Linked DNA regions of Mus musculus: region 1 is linked to region 2. Evidence: chromatin loops called from intact Hi-C (ENCODE). Cell type or tissue: gastrocnemius. All regions are shown on one strand. Each heading gives the region's core, and the rest is flanking DNA. Links, peaks and the distances in the headings are about the cores only.

The links. Peaks named below come from ENCODE experiments on the same cell type or tissue, not always from the same donor. Only the 100,000 strongest peaks of a DNase experiment are listed, where the experiment ranks them.
Region 1: it touches region 2 in a loop (6-fold over the local background); 6 of 42 quality-filtered maps call a loop at or near these places.

The regions. Positions count from the first base shown.
Region 1 is chr6:86,396,358-86,404,994 of GRCm38, forward strand. Pcyox1 (prenylcysteine oxidase 1) reads right to left here and starts at 793. Exons shown (of 6, transcript NM_025823.4): 1 at 616-793. The coding sequence starts at 727. It overlaps Tia1 (cytotoxic granule-associated RNA binding protein 1), which reads left to right and starts at 7,862. Exons shown (of 13, transcript NM_011585.4): 1 at 7,862-8,165. The coding sequence starts at 8,140. It overlaps n-TGccc4 (a tRNA gene), which reads left to right and starts at 7,536; the gene lies at 7,536-7,606. In gastrocnemius, for the core only: CTCF peaks have their summits at 4,939 (motif pointing left), 7,547 and 7,746; DNase peaks (open chromatin) are centred at 345, 542, 761, 4,937 and 3 more places; H3K4me3 peaks cover 3,297 bases; H3K27ac peaks cover 3,445 bases.
Region 2 is chr6:86,137,881-86,146,517 of GRCm38, forward strand. It overlaps the pseudogene Gm19596. Among named protein-coding and RNA genes, the nearest start is that of Tgfa, 53 kb to the right of the region's middle. In gastrocnemius, for the core only: a CTCF peak has its summit at 4,107 (motif pointing right); a DNase peak (open chromatin) is centred at 4,124.

The DNA.
Region 1 (8,637 bases), core at 242-8,241, 260 kb after region 2:
GGTCTTTGTGGAGGCACCACCGGACCCAGGGACCCTGCTGTGCCCAATTCCTGGGGAAGTATGAATGGGCCCCTCCAGCACGCATTTTAAATAAAGCAGACGCCATCTTCGCCCAGCTTTGTTCTTTGTCTCTCTATGGCCCCAACACCATTAACGATCCCGAAAGACACAGCTTCAGATGGGAATAGACACCCAGGAATGAAAACCCGAGGCAACCAAAGCCACGAAGAGACCGGGTTCTCCAGCTAGCTGCAGCAGTTGCAGTAAGCAGAGCGCAGGTGCGGGGAGGCGGTCCCAGTCCTTCTCGGGGGAGGGGATCTGGAGGTAGGGGAAGAGAGACTGGTCCCAGTGCAGAGTCTGCGTGCCCCAATCGGCCGGACAAACAGACTTAGCTCCAGGGACAGCTAGAGGCGGGCTCTTGAGGGCGTTCAGCTGCTAGAGCCGAGGGCCTCCCAGGCTGGAGCTGCACGGATACCGAGTCCCTGGCTAGCACACGCCTCCAGTGGCACTCCTCCAGACTCGGAGCGCACGGCCCGGTCTCCGGACCCCGATCTCCACCCAGCCCTGGGAAGACCGACCTAGGCATCGCCGCGCCTCTGTATCCCCCGCACCTACCGATCCTGTTCGGCGGGGCCCGGGGCTCGGCGCTCGCCAGACTGCCCAGACCACATAGCAGCAGCCCCAGCCAGAACAGTGAGCCCACCAATGCAGCGGCGAAGCGCCCCATGGCCTCCCGCAGCTGCAGACTGACCGCGGGTCCGCCAGCAGACCCTGCTCTATGCGTCTGCGCGCTTTCGCCCCGCCCAGACCACGCCCCAGAGCACACGACCACGCCCACTCGTCCCACCCAGGTCCTTTGCTCCCCAGGCTCGCCGATTTTGTGTTATCTAATCCTGGTCCTCTGTGCCCCCGAAGTACACTCTGGTCCCAGAAGCCCACATCCAAGGCGCAGGTTGAGGGCCACCTCAGCTCTCCTTTCCCGCCTCTCCTGAAGATGCATCCTTCTTCACAAGTGCCCTCTACAGTCCCCAAAATCGCGAGCTTGTAGAGAATGCACGTGGCCAATCTCAGTCTAAACCAGGCAAACCGGCCGCAAACATTTCTAAAGTGAGCACTTTGTTCCAGGGACTCAGCTGCGTGATAAGAAAAGGAAGAGAGATGGGGTATTGTGAAGTAAGAGGAGCAAAACACGGGACCCACGTCCATACGAATAAAATTAGAACACCAAAGTGGCCTCTCACATACGGTCTGTTTCCAAGTTGAAGACACTAGAGAAGACACAAAAACAAGAAATGCTGTCTACTTTCCTCCAATTGCCTAAAAACAAAACACTGAGTGTGTATGGGAGAGTGGGGGTGCTGGAGACATGGCTCAGTAGTTAAGAGCACTTCCTGCTATTTATTCCACCGGACCTTCCTCTGGCACACTTGTAAGCATAACAAAATTTTAAGCACTGGAGAAATGACTCAGTGGCTAAGAGTGCTACTGAGTTCTGTTTCTGAGGCTTACAACTGCCTGTGCCAGCAGTGCCAGGGGAACTGTCACCCTCCTCTGACCTTCCAGGGCACCAGAACACACACAAACACATAAATAAAAATAAACATACACACAAGGACAAAGGGATCCTCCCTTCTCTACCTGAGGGATGTGGGTTTATCACCAAAGGCAATTTTAGACATCTTAAGTAAAATTCCTAGGAAGCCATTAGTTTGGCCTGAGCTACTGGGCTGGATGGATGGACAGCATGCCAACTCAATGGGGAATCCCCATCGGAAGCTGCGTGCTACCAGAGGTGAAACTAAATTTTCTGGTTGACCTTCATAGGAAAGGGAGCTGGTGACATGCCTCTGTTAGCAGATCCGAGAACGATGTCCCCTATGCTTCAACCTTCCCAAAGAGCATAACTTCAAAACCAGTCAGCTCTTTGTTTCCAGCTTCTGCCTTCCTCTGCCCTGGGCAGTCTAAAGAGCCAGGCTTCTCCTCCAGATGTAGGAAGAGCTGTGCTATGTTATAGAACAAGGTGTTCTCACTTCTAGTCAGCTGAGACCTGTCAATATCTTGTAGTTTTGGTTTTTCCACAGATCTTTGTTTTTTCAAACAGAATCTCAAGTAACCCTTTCTACCTCTTGTGTGCTGGGATTTCACAAACTTTCACCAGTAAGAAATTCACATAACAAGCCTGACCCCGGAGCCTTTCTCCTGCCATATATTATTTGCCTTCTCTTGGTTTCCAGCCCTAAGAACTCAAACTCTTCTTTGCCACCTTATGCCTTGTCATGTCTCTAAAAACTGACTATCCTTTGAAGGCGACTTGTATCCTAAGCCAGCTTCTGGAGAGCTGTTCATTCCTTGGAGAAGCTCTCAATTTTCTGTCTGTTTTTCTCTTATTTACTGAGACAGAGCTCACTATGTAGCCTCGGCTGGGCTTTAACTCAAAGAGATCTGCCTGCCTCTTGTCTCCTGAGTGCCGAGATTAAAGGGCTATGCCACTGTTTGGGTTATTGTTCTCTTGTTGATGTGGTTTTGTTACAGGGGTCTGTCCTAAATAAGGAATCATAAAAATGAAGAAAATTATTTTTTTCCTCTCCCCTAAACTGATGTCATACTATAAGACACACACGCACGCACACATGCACGCACAGTGTGTACTCAGAATGAATTCTGAGGAGATGGTTCACTGGGTAAAATGCTAGGTTTGCAAGCATGAGAACCTGAGTTCAGATTCCCTAGAGCCCATGAAAAAGATCTGGATTCAGAAGCACGTGACTATAATCCCAAAGCAGAAAGACAGGATGGTCCCTAGGGCTTGCTGGCCAGGCAACCTAACCTAATTGGCAAGCTCCCAGTTTAGTGGGAGACTCTATCTCTAAGGTAAAAGCTGGCTAGTCAGGGCAGTGGTGGCTCATGCCTTTAGTCCCAGCACTTGGGAGACAGAGACAAGCAGATCTGAGTTTGAAAGTAACCTGGTCTCTTGGAACCCAGTCCAGGAATAGAATCTTGTGAGGAGAATTCTGAGTACAGGTGAGAACACTTCAAGAAAAACAAGACCTTGTGACCTCAGTTTCTTCAAAACATGGAATTGTTTCTGGAGTCTGTTTCCATGCTCCTCCCAGATATAGCAGATAGGAATGAGTTTATGTCAATTTTTCAGTATTGCTTGTTGTTGTTCAATTAAATATTTAAACTATCCTTTCCATGCCTCGATGGGAAAACCATGTTTTTGCCACATGTGGCTCTTCCTTGTGATCATTTACAGTTTAAATTCATGAGAACTTAACTCATGTGATTTCTTTCTTAATCCTCATATAAATTGTTGAAATTCCAAATAAAGTTGGCTATTGCATAAGACTTTAGTCTGCCTTGTTTATAAGCCCCAGTCTCCCAGGTTCTACCACGTCTATATTGGTGACACTGGTCTATAGAATGAGTTGTTCCAGGGCATCTAGTGGTACATAGAGGAGCCTCGTTTCAAAAAGCCAAAAGATACACACACACATGCATTGATGCATTTGAGGAAGATACTCAATGTTGACTTCTGTGAGAAAAGCTATAGGCTCTAACATGATCCCTTTTTCTCCTGCCCCATCCCCAAGCAAACACAAAAGAAACAAAATATGATCATAAAGAACAGTATTAATGGAAGGAAACTGAGTTGGATACAAAGTAATGTTGAACTTAGGGCTATCACTATAGTTCAGCCAGTTATGGTGCTTGTGGTCCTAGTCTGGTGCCCAGAATTCTATATCCTGAACTCACATAAAGACTGGAGAGAACCAACCACTTCCACGTACAGAGTCTGGGAAGGGTTACTTTAGGGCAGTGTACTCCACAGAGAGGCCATTAGCAAACACAGATAGGCTGCACATGGACTGACTTCCTGCTTCTCTGGTCTTTGAATACCTTTGCCCTACTGAGCCCCTGCTTAGCTCCTTCCCTGTTACCTCATTCTTGCCCTAAAAAATTCTGCCACCTCTATACAAATTATGTTCGAACTGGTGGAATTTCCCCTATTGCAATAGTATCCTACTGATTAAAATTTGTCTCTATTAGTTTGTGTACTGCCATGTTTGTCTTTGAGAACACAGAGAACAAAAATTCTGCCACTGATCACAGAGATCTGCCTCTGCCTCTGCCTCTGCCTCTGCCTCTGCCTCTGCCTCTGCCTCTGCCTCTGCCTCTGCCTCTGCCTCTGCCTCTGCCCCTCTGACTCTGCCTCTGCCTCTGCCTCTGCCTCTCTGCCTCTCTGCCTCTCTGTCTCTCTGCCTCTCTGCCTCTCTGCCTCTCTGCCTCTGCCTCTGCCTCTGCCCCTCTTGCCTCTGCCCCTCTGCCATGCTGGGATTTAGCACCACACTCAGCCAAGAGAATTTTTAAAACCAAATGCATTAATAACTAGGGACAAATAAGTATTTTCTTATACTAGGACAATCATTAGGATTGTCATTAATTTTTACCCAAAATGCAAAAGAGCTCTATCAGTCCACAGGATCTTTCAGCTTTTGCAAATTTTCATCTAAACATTTGTAACTACAATAGCAAGTTGGCTGCTGCACTTGAGCAACACTATACAGGTGCACAGAGTTCTGCATGGCAGAAAATGTATCCCTCTGGAAAAAAAGAAGCCCAACCTAGGTTTTGGAAGGCGGGGTCCTCCCGAACTTGCTGGAGAAGCTTCTTGAGCACGTGATTGGACAGTTTCCTTTGTGCATTTTTTTCTTAAGATGTTTTTCCCAGTATGACACATGTCTTTGAGATGAGTGTTTGCGGGAAAAGGTGTGTGGCCTAGGCGCCAAACAGAAATGACAAGACGGAGACCGGCTGAGAAAACCTCCGTAGTTTAGTACTTTCAAAGCCTGGTGGCTCTGTGCAGCCTCACATCTGGCTCTGAAGACCTAAGGGCCTTGGTAGTATACTTCGCTATAGTGTAGATTGAGTGCCACCTGGAGGCTGTTTTCTGCCAGAGCCACTCCACCTTCAAGGGCCTCTGGCAAAGAGCAGAAACCCTTCCAGAACCTAACCACCCCAACACTGGACATGCCCAAACATCAGAAGAGGTCAGCTAAATGACAGCTGCTATGGAATATTTGAAACATCATTTTCATCAAAATTTGAATTTTGTTATAGCTAAAGTTAGGACTCTTAGGTTGTTTATATCCTGAAAAAAAAAATACATAAGAAAATGCAGCCAGAAATGATGCACATGCCTGCGTTACAAACCCCAGCACTTTGGTGGCAGAGATAGAGGCAGGTGGATCTCTGTGATTTTGAGGCTAGCCTGGTAGATCCTGATAGCATGCCCCAGGCTAGCCAAGCTACATGTGAGCCCCTGTTTCAAAAGGGGGGAGGGAAGGAGAGTGAGGAAGACAGAGAGAGAGAGAGAGAGAGAGAGAGAGAGAGAGACCACTTTTCATCTCTTATATTAGCAAAAGCAAAATAAAATTAATAATACCTCAATATAAGACAAAATGGAGGGAGCAGAGCAGAGGAGGGCAGCTTAGGATCTGACTTTGAACCACTCTTAGGGGATGTGAATGATGGCCACATTTTCACCTTTGTTGCTTTGTGTTTTCTATAATTTATTTATGTGCGTCTTTATTTTTGAGGTAAGATCTTACACTATAGCCCAGGCTGGCTATGAATTCAAAATAATCCTCTCACCTCAGTCCAGGGATGCTGGAATTATATGTGTGAGTCCCCACAAAGGACAAGATTTTTGCCTACTATGACTTTATACAAAAATATAATTCAATAATTCTATGTTTAGGAATCTATCCTACAGAAAAAAAAATTAAAGAAAAGAGAAGGAAATAAAGAAAGAAAGAAAAAAAAGGAACTCGCTTTGGCCTGGTGTGATGGTGGATCATACATGCAATCCCAACATTTAGGAGGCTAAGTCAGGAAGATTGGACTCTTGAGGAAAGCCTCATCTACACATCAAGGTGTCTCAAATATATACCAACGTATAAGAATATCTGCACTGAAAATTTCACCCTAGAAGTAGGTGTTTGTTTGTTTGTTTGTTTTAAGTTGCCAAACAGTGGTATATACCTTTAATCCCAGCACTTTGGAAACAGAGGCAGGCAGATCTCTGTGAGTTCAAGGACAGCCTGGTCTATAAAGTGAGTTCCAGGACAGCCAGAACTACTTTTTGGAAACCCTGTCACCAAAAAGAGAAGAGGTATGTTTCAAGAAGACACACAGTGTATGATTCTGTTTGTATGAAATACTCAGAAAGCAAAACCATAGAGTCAGAACGATCACTGGGCTGGAAATGGGTAAAGCTTGTTATTGTTGAACACCTATGCTGATAAACTAAAAGCCATTTTAAATAGATTTCCACCCACCCCCAGAGTGTTCAAAATACTTTAAACACTTAAATATTTGCCATACTCTTCTTTAAAATTATTGTTTGTTTCTTTGTTTGTTTGTTTGAAGAGAGGCGCTTGCTTCTAAATAGCATTGGTTGGCTTTGAACTCCTGAACTTCCTACCTACTTCTGCGTTCTGAAGTGTGGACAATATTTGTTTTCTGTCTATAATATAGACTCTATATAATCTGAAAATATGACGTACTCTAGAGATAATTATAGAAGTAGAACTCCCAAATGTGGGGTGGTGGTGGCTCATGCTTTTAATCCCAGCATTAGGGAGGCAGAGGCAAGAGGATCTTTTGAGTTTGAAGCTAGTTTAGTCTACAGAGCTAATTCCAGGACAGCCAGTTCTGCACAGAGACCCCCTGTCTTGAAAAACAGAAAAGTTGAAAGAAAAGAAGGAAGGAAAGGAGGGAGGAAGAAGGAAAGAGAGAGGGAATCCCAAATATGGCAGAGTACGCAATTGGTTCTCAACCTGTGGGTCGCGACCCCTTTACCACCCCTCTATCGCTGAAAGTATTTACATTACAATTCATATCAGTAACAAAATTACAGTTATGAAGTAGCAACAAAAGTACTGTTATGGTTGGGGTCACTACAATGCCAGGAACTGTATTAAAAGGTCGCAACATTAGGAATCTTGAGGACCACTGATGTAAAAGAACGACATTGGATACAAAAACTTTCACGTCTTTAATAAATGCTTTACATAATATGTATAGTGTAATAAGAAAGGATAAAAAAAAGTACCGGAACCACATTCCAGAGCCATAACTCTGAACCCTAAGCAAGGGCTGACTGTTGAGATTCTTCTCACCAATTTGCAACAGTAACTCTGTTATTACCAGCTTTTCGATTACATTGGGTATACAAAAGAAATCCAGACATAAATATGATTCCTGCTCGCAAAGTATTGCTTATTGTCAAGTAGACCTTATTTTCTTACCACAACTCTTACTTCTAAATAATAAGCAAAAATGAAAGTCGAGATTTTTCTCAAACAGCCACTCAACAGCATTGGTATGAGAAAGAATGAATCGTTTCATAAAGCAACGGAAAAAGTGCAAGTATCAATTCGTTCTAATTTTCATTTACATAAATCAAGAATCCAATAGGCAGAGATACTAACGTATCTCCTATGAGTTTTCGGACGCCCAAATCCTCAACAGCGCCGCTGGTGTAGTGGTATCATGCAAGATTCCCATTCTTGCGACCCGGGTTCGATTCCCGGGCGGCGCATGTCTTTTCTCTCTTTAAATAGTGTGCAAAAAGAAAATTTTCCTGCTAGAAAAACACCTGCTATTTTATTTCTTTAACCTCCCCAAGGATTTTTAATTTCACTATATAATTCACAAATGAAACACTCCGCTCTGAAACTACAGAAATCCTAAACTACTGGCATTGCGTCTGCGCACTCTGAGCCATCCCTTGCCTGGTGGCAGCGCGGCTGCGCACCAAGTGAACCCCGTCCTTGAAGCCTAAACCCGGCTGCCAGGAGGGTGAGCATGCTAGCTGGCTGTGCGCATGCGCGGCACGGGTCACTCGGCTGCCGGCTCCTAGGCGTCCGGCTCGCCGCCATCTTGGATCGGGGTTTCATTGTTCGCGGTAGGCCGGGCCTTTTTTTGTGTAATCGCTGCCAAAGAAGAAAGCGAAGTAGCCTCCGGTCAAGCGAGGAGGCCGGCTCTTCCGCAGCCATAGCCCGCCTCAAGGATTTGGGAGGTAGCGAAGGGCAGGGAGCTGGACCCTGAGGTGCCGCCGCGACCGCAGCAGCCATGGAGGACGAGATGCCCAAGACTCTGTGAGTCTGGAGCAGCGTTGAGGGAGGCGGGATGGTGGTCGCCCCGTAGGGAGGCCGCGGCCCTGCGCCTCTCTGCAGCCTATTGTTCTCCGTGGACGCCGCGCTGTGGTGGTTCCTCCCTCCCGTGCGCACGCCAGGATGCTTAGAGCCGAGCCGGGCCGAGAGGACGATGGCGGGAGAGGGGCTCGGCCCCTGTCACCCCTCGGCTGGCTGCACCCGCGGCCCCCAGACCTGGAGGAAGGACTTTTCATTCAAAGCTCTCCTCAGGACTCGGCACGTCCTCCTGGAGTCCCATGCTTGCGTCCTTTTTTTCCCCGCCCCCTCTTTTCGATGAATCTTTTCCAGATTTCCATCTGGAACGTCCTTTCTCTTTTCTTTTGGTAGGATTTTTTTCATTTTTAATTCTTGAAGGCTGAGGTTAAAAACTTTATACTTGCAGTTGAGAACTGGAAAGAAAAAAAAAAAAAAAGCC
Region 2 (8,637 bases), core at 333-8,332:
GTTGAGACAACTCTTCCGTGGACTGTTTGCACACCTCTGTCGTTTCACTCACGGGGTGTTTGGCTCCTCCCTGGGGATTGTCCCATCATCCATAATGATAGAGAATGGTTTTGGTCTTCTTCCAGAGCCATCACGGGGTTCCCTCCCAGGGCGTGTCTGTTTTTCTCTCCCAGGCTCTCTTGGGATGGGTGTGCTGACCAGAGGCCTGCAAGGCTGGGGAGTAGCTCCTGGGAACTAGCACACAGATTGCCAGCCTGAGGATGGGGTTCCCCAAGCGCATACACAGACCTCTCCTCCCAAGGGCTCCCACTCTGGCAATCCTCTTGGCCTCAAATGTAAATTCAGCATCTCATGAGAAGAGCCTTGATGTGCAGGGAACAACGGGGCTTCCTGTAGACAAGTTTCTAGTGACACTGCAAAGGGTAGGGGACTTTGGAGTAATCCCTTTGGTTGGGCTCTTTCTTTCTTATACCTGCTCTGCATCCTCCTACCAACTGTGACAGGGGCTTGAGATGAGAGAGCGTGCAGAGGGGGTGATGGCTTCTTCCTTTGCTGGTGCTTCCTCTTGCATATTCTGGGACATTTTGTTTTGCCCTGTTTATTCATCTAACATGTGTGTATGTGGGGGGGGGCATGCTCACCCATGCATGTTCACCCATGCATGTACTTGTGGAGCCCACAAGTTGACACTGAAAGTCTATCTCTTACTTTTCATCTTACTTTGGGGGATATGGCCTCTCACTGAGCCTAAGGTTCACTGATTGGCTAGTCCGACAGGCCAGCAAACTTCTGACATCCACCCATCTCCAACTCTCTAGAACTTGAGTAATGGACACATGCTACCACACCTGGCTTTCATCCAGAATAAAATAACGCCCCAGATTCTGAGGATATGAACTAGAGTCTTCACTTTACCCACTGAGCCAAATACTCAGCCCTTACTCACCAAATATCTGACACTTTCTTTTACTCTCTAAGAAATATTTTGAGGGTTGAAGAGATAGCTCAGCAGTTAAGAGCAGTGACTGCTCTTCCAGAGGGCCTGAGTTCAATTCCCAGCAACCACATGATGACTCATAACCACCTGTAATGGGGTCCAATGTCCTCTTATGGTGTGTCTAAAGATAGTGACAGTGTACTCACATACATAAAATAAATAAACAATTCTTTTTTTAAAAAGGAGAGAAATATCTTGAAGCCAAGCATGATAGCACATATCTGACATACCAACACTTGGGAGGTAGAGGCAAGGGGGAGCAGGAGTTCAAGATCATATCTTTAGATTCATAGAAGTCCAAGACTTACCTGAGTACACGACAAAACAAAACAAAAAGAAAGAAAAACAAAACAAAACAACAACAAAAAACGAGGGAAAATAAAACAAGTCAAAAAGAAATGTGTTGAACCTTCTCCCCTACCAAGGACCTCTTTCCCAGTTCTTCTATGGTACAAGTTTATGTTGGCTGTGATTTTTCTGAATCTTGAGTGGAAAGGCGAGAGACTGCATCCAGCCTGGCACATTGAACTCATAGCCTGGCTCCATCCACAGCACATACAGAGTAAGAATCCTGCTGCTTGCCACATCTCACTCCTCACACCCTAAACACTATCCTCTCCTCTGGAACCCTGTGACAGCCTCCTCTCCTCTGGAAGCCTGTGACAGCCTCCTCTCCTGTGGAACCCTGTGACAGCCTCCTCTCATCTGGAACCCTGTGACAGCTTCCTCTCATCTGGAAGCCTGTGACAGCCTCCTCTCCTCTGGAACCCTGTGACAGCCTCCTCTCCTCTGGAATCCTGTGACAGCTTCCTCTCATCTGGAAGCCTGTGACAGCTTCCTCTCATCTGGAAGCCTGTGACAGCCTCCTCTCCTCTGGAACCCTGTGACAGCCTCCTCTCCTCTGGAACCCTGTGACAGCTTCCTCTCATCTGGAACCCTGTGACAGCCTCCTCTCATCTGGAACCCTGTGACAGCCTCCTCTCCTCTGGAACCCTGTGACAGCCTCCTCTCCTGTGGAACCCTGTGACAGCCTCCTCTCATCTGGAACCCTGTGACAGCTTCCTCTCATCTGGAAGCCTGTGACAGCCTCCTCTCCTCTGGAACCCTGTGACAGCCTCCTCTCCTCTGGAACCCTGTGACAGCCTCCTCTCCTCTGGAACCCTGTGACAGCCTCCTCTCCTCTCCTCTGGAATCCTGTGACAGCTTCCTCTCATCTGGAAGCCTGTGACAGCCTCCTCTCCTCTGGAACCCTGTGACAGCCTCCTCTCATCTGGAACCCTGTGACAGCTTCCTCTCCTCTGGAACCCTGTGACAGCCTCCTCTCATCTGGAACCCTGTGACAGCTTCCTCTCCTCTGGAATCCTGTGACAGCTTCCTCTCATCTGGCATTGTGGAGCTCACATGTTAGGCATCTTCATGCTCTGGGACACTGGTTTCAGACTGGCCTTCCCTCCCCATTCATAGTCTCATGTCATCAGACTGTGCCTTTCACTCCCTCTGTGGACTTCACTTTGTCTCTTCCTGTGATCTTGGACGTCCTGGTTAGTCATTCCTGGGTCCATACCCTTGACCTTGTCATTACCAACAGTACCAATTTCAAGCACCCATTCTGACCACCCTGTGTAAATATCACCTAGCCTTGGGACCCAAACCCCAGCAGTTCTGACCAGCTCTTCCAGTCTGCTGATCTACAACAGTCCGCAGCTTCTGCTCTCACTCTATGTCTTGCCTGGACTTCTCCTCCACCCCTCTGCAGGATAGAAAGCAGAGATCAGAAGGAGCAGGAAGTAGAGATGGGAAGAAGTGGGCTATAGACCTCAAGGCCCGCCTATCAGTGGCCATCCAGCAAGAAACTTGTACAGTTTCTTTGACTTTTCAAATCAGCTCCACCAGCAGCTGGAGCCCAGATGTTCAAGTGTATGAGCCTGCAAGAGACATTGCAGAGTCAAAATATAACAGTGTAAAGTCCAAGATCCAATCTTACAACTTCTTTTTAAACTCCCTCATTCTCTTTCACTCTTCATAGTATATCACCAGAAGGGGAAAACAAAAGCAAAAATAACAAAAACAAAACCCACCTATTTCAACCATTTGTCTCTGACCACACAAAATATTTGAGGAGGGTGGCTCTAAGTGTGAGAACACACCAACGGGAATTTCACCATTCTGAGTCTTACCTTTGTTGGTCAGTTCTACAGCTGGGGCATGACAGCTCTGCTCTTGCAGAGATCCCAAGTTCCCAACATTCACATCATGTGGCTAACAACAACCTGTATCTCCAGTTCCAGAGGATCTGATACCTCTTGTGGCCTCCATGGGCACCTGTATACACATATCACACACACACACACACACACACACACACACACACACAAATAAATCTCTTCAAAAATAAAACAAGTAGGTTTCTTGTGAAGTGGCACACAGTTGACCATTTGATATTTTTTTAATAAGTCATATTTAGTTATTTATACTGTTTGGAGTGATGCCTAGTGTTTGTGTGTGTGTGTGTGTGTGTGTGTGTGTGTGCGCTCGCGCATGGGTGCACTCGTGCCCAGAGGCCAGAGGAGGGAATCAGGTGTCTTGCTCTACCACTCTTTTCCCTTATCTCCCCACCCCATCTCCACTGTGCAAAGTCGCTTTTTTCTGACTTCTGGGTCAGTCACTTTCTTCCAGTATTGACTGATGCTAAGCCACTGCTGCCCACATGCATGGCTCCAGAGTCCTCTGTGCCTCCTGATCCCTTTGCTGTCATGCACCCTGCCCCGCCTTCCTCCCTTACAGCTCCCATCAAGGTTTTCTCTTTAATCTTGGTTTTATCAGTTAGGCCTGCTAGTATCTGGAGTTTTTTTAATTTAATTTAATTTAATTTAATTTTTTGTTTTGTTTTTCTCTTGGACTTGTTTATATTTAGGTAGTAGTTTATCATTGGGGGGTCTCTAAAATATTTGGACCTATGCTTTCATATATTATTTTTATAATTTTATTATTTTTATAATATAAATTTATATTTTATTATTATTTTTTGTGGAACTCTTGAACTGCATCTCTTAAAATATTTCTCGTATCCAGTTCTTCCTGTTCACCTATAACCTTTCCCAGGCCTGCACCACCAGGGGGCGTTTTCCAGCTCTCCCTTCTCCCTGTCTTTCCTAAGAGCCTGTGGGGAAAACCTCTGTGAGTGAGTGCTTGTGCCTCTGCTGTCAGACCCTGCTTGCCCAGATCCAAGCCCACAATGGCTGCTGGCAGTTGGTGATGTGTTTTGCTGGTCTCTTCTTAACCACTCGCACCTGCTGTTTTGCTTCTGTGCCCCTGCTGGGCCACAGGTGATGGTTACTGGGCCCCAGCTCTGCTCACAAAATCTCTTTTTGGAATTCAGGCAGCTAATTGGCTTGTGGTGTCAACCCTCTGTTGCAAGAAAAGCTGTGGGTATATAGCCGTTCAGGGTATGGTGATTCTCTCTCTCTCTCTCTCTCTCTCTCTCTCTCTCTCTCTCTCTCTCTCTCTCTCTCTCTCTCTCTGCTTTCTTTCTTTTTGTTGTTGTTTTGTTGATTTGAGTTTTTGCTTTGAGACAGGGATTTGGGGTACCCAGACTGACTTCCAACTTCCTAAGTAACTGTATATGACTGTGAACTTCTGATCTTCCTGCCTCCACCTCCCTAGTGACATGCATCACCATACCAGGTTTCCTGATGCTGGGGTTAGAGCCCAGGGTACCACCTATGCTAGCCAATCACTTGACCAACTGAGTAGCATCCCTGGATCCCATTTCCCCACTCTGTAAGTGGAAATTGCATCTCCTCTGCTGACACCACTTTACATTTAGGATGCCAGCCAATCTTGTTCTTCCATGAATGACCATTTTCCCAACCTCCTGGACAGTGGTTACCACGCCCCTTCTCCTGCTGCAAGCTTACTGTCAGCTGACAGATCGAAAGAACCCTTCACCATTTCTGCCATAGACACCTATCCACCTTGTGTGCACCGCCTCCTCCCTGAGCTGGGATGAGTGGCTGCCATCAGAGGAGGGGCTGGCAGCCTTGTTTGCCCATCAGATCCTGGTACCCAGCTTCCCCAGGACACTGCTCAGCAACAAAAACCTTATTGTCACTTTCTCATATTTTCTGGATTATTCACATTAGTTAATATTTATAAAATATATTCAATCAAAAAAAACCAATTGTTGCTCACATTAGTTAATATTTATAAAATATATTCAATCAAAAAATACCAATTGTTGCGTTCTTATCTTCCTTGGCTACTGAGAGTTGTCTGTTCATAGTCCTCCCATTTTTCTTGAATTCAATCAGACCTGGATCAACTCAGCCCTCTGACTGAACAGAACTGTGCAGATGAACAATGATCCCTGAGTCACTGGGTCTGAACTTATTTCTCAGTCCTCACTTTAGTTGGTCATACATCTTCATTTGCCCAGACAGCCCTAGTCTATGTCCATGTCTTTGCATAGTTAAGAAAGCTTTCTTTTGATCTTAATAGTGTCACACAAAGGATATTGTTTATTACCCACTGTCCCTATCAGGTGACACACTTGATTGACTGGTTGTGCATGTTGGGGTGTATATGTGCCACAGCATGTGTGTGGAGGTCAAAAAACCACTTGGGGGAATTGGTTCATCCTTCAACCATATGTGACCAGGGAATGGAGCTAGGGCTCGGTGGAAGCACCTCTACTCCCTGAACCATCTTACCCACGCAGCTCTCTCTCCCATAACACATCACCTTCTATTTAGCCTCTGGACACCTCTTCCTTACCTTCTCCTCCTCATCACTGTAAAGCCCTAGAGACTAATGGTACAGGATGTGCCTCCTCCAGCCTCACCTGTTGGGTGGCATTCACTACTATGTTTAGTTCTGTGATTGCGAGATTAATGTATTTACCAACTGTCACCACAAAAGCAACACAGAGCAAAGAGACCTAAAATTCCCGTGACTTAAAACCACAGTAATTTGTTTCTGTGTGCGGGGCAAGCTGGGCAGGCTAAGCAGGTTGATGTGCAGGCACCAGCGTGGGCACAGGGTTGCCCTGTGTGTCCCAGGATGGATGGACTTTGCTTGTACTGCTTTGCACACCTTAGCCTCCTGGTTCTTCCTTGTCATGTAATAGCACCCGAGAGCCTGTGCCACACTCTTTAATGTGCATCCACTCAGACAGATACCTGAGGCCCACCTCCATGTCCCCTTCACTGACTGAATGAAGATGAGTTGTAGATCAGCTGTCTTTCTTGACAAAGTACTTTTAAAAAGCAACTTAAGGGAGAGAAAATTGATTTGGACTATTCCAGTGAGACTCTGTGTCAGAGGCCTCTACAGGCTGCACGTTCTGTGCCGATGAGCTAGCCCAGCAGGTAAATGGGCTTGCTGCCCTGCCTGGCGATGTGAGTTAGATCCCCAGAACCCAGAGTTCAGCTCCCACAAATTATTCTCTCACTTACACACATGTCATGGTGCACAGACATACATGTATGTGCATATGCACACACACATACAATAAATTTCAACAATTTTAATTTGTATAATTTATATTCTCAGAATGATGGCATTTCATTCTATGGCCATTTATAGAAATGGAGATCAGGGCTGGAGAGGTGGCTCAGTAGATAAGAGCATTTGCTGCTCTTCCAAAGGACTCAGGTTTGATTCCCAGCAACCCCATGGCAGCACACAACTGCCTGTAACGCCAGGTCTAGAGAATCTGATGCCATCTCGAGCTTCTGTGGGCACCAGGCACACACACACACACACACACACACACACACACACACACACACACACACACATGGAGTGTATTTACATGCACTCATACACATAAAATAATAATTTAAAATTTCCAAATTATCAAAAGAAATGAAGGTGTACCTCATAGGTCTCCTTCATGCGTTTTGCCTTCTCCTCCCCAGTATAAGGACTGAACCTGGGGACCCACACCAGCCAAGTCTTCTACCAAGTGACTGTCATCCCCAGACCTCTTGAGATTTACTTAGTCTCTTAGATTCTATCCCTGCAGTCTCCTGGCCAGCAGATGATGCCTTCCTCCTGCCAGGCTCCTCAGGGAAGAACGTTCCAGACTCTAGGGAACTTGGTCTGAGAACTGGGAATTCTTTGTCCTGGGTTCTGGCCATCCCGGTTCTCCAACAGGCACCTGTTGGGCTGGCATTTCCTGGCATGCACCCGTGGCAGCGTATCTCTTTGTTGGCTGACTTTGGGCTAAAGGGAGGTTTGTTGCTTCACGGCCAGGTATGCTGGGACTTAGCTCAGAGGAGAGAAGGGTGAAAACAAGCTCTTGAGCAACTTGGACTAATAGAGTCTTAATTAGTAAAGTGCACTTAACTTTTGCACTGCCAACCCAAACAGGCCGGTGTAGGCAGAAATTTTTTGCAACCTACTTTTAATAAGGGTTCAACCACTCCTCTAGCCAACCATGCAACAGCGGTAGTGAAGAGAAAAGTTATTAGGATATGGGAGAAGTGGACCTGTTCAGCAATAGTTCTTTGGGAGCAAGCTCAATCTTCTTTGGCAACAGCTCAGTCCTGTAGCAAACACCAACTATGACTCAGCGGCTGCAGACCAGTTCTCTAGACAGGCAGACACCACACACGAACCAGCAGCTACAGTCCTGTCCTTTTGGTAGGCAGACATCAGGCACAAGCCAGCAGCTGTAATTCAATCCTGAAGGAACTGTTAGGCTCGCCAACCAGCCTGAGGTGAGACCTTGGACGCAGCAAGCTGCCACAGGAACCTCACAAGCAGTCCTTGGGCGAGATTCTCTCAATGGCAGCATTATCATAAGTTGAGCTCAACAACGCTATGTAAGGCGCACCAATACGCGTGTGTCGTTATCGAAGAATAGTGAGGCAGAGCAAACCAAACCAATGCTCAGTGCCTGTCTCTCACTGTCGGTGGGGTCATATTTATACTCCTTTATCCTGGGTCCTTTTATGTGTTTGCTTTTATGTGTTTGCTTTAGCAAGATGTCCTTTCACCTGTGTGCCCCATCAAAACAACATTTGACATAACTAACTTTCCAAAGAAATGTGAAGTTTCCACTTCACATTCCTCTTTCTGTCCAAGAATTGTCCTTAAGATGGTCATTAGCAATCTGTACACAATAGAAATAATTGTAAAAACCATCACATTTTCAATAAATGGAATATGTACAATACAGTCAAATAATCTAAGAAAACAACCTTATATACAATACTTCAAACATAACAATTTTAAAATTCCATCAATATACAATACTTCAAACAAAACTACTTTAAATTTTTATCAATCCCCGATCATAGCCAATAATAATCTTCCATCCTAGATTATAACAATTATAATACAGGAGTATCTACCAGATCACCTCTAATTTCCTTATTTGCTGTCCCTAAAATTTCATGAATATTAATTTGAGTGCTCCATTGTTGTAAGATCGCTTTCCCATAAGCTTATGGGTATGTCAGCCTCAACTTCCCCGTTTGCCCTTTGGGTCCCACACAGGTATTCCATCAGATACTTAGTCTTATTCGTGATAATTTACCAATTTCTATAAATTGTGTTTAAACCTTCTGAGGTGGCCAATCTGGATTCCAAGACTTTTGGGAAAGTATACTAACACCAGCTCCTGTATCTACCAA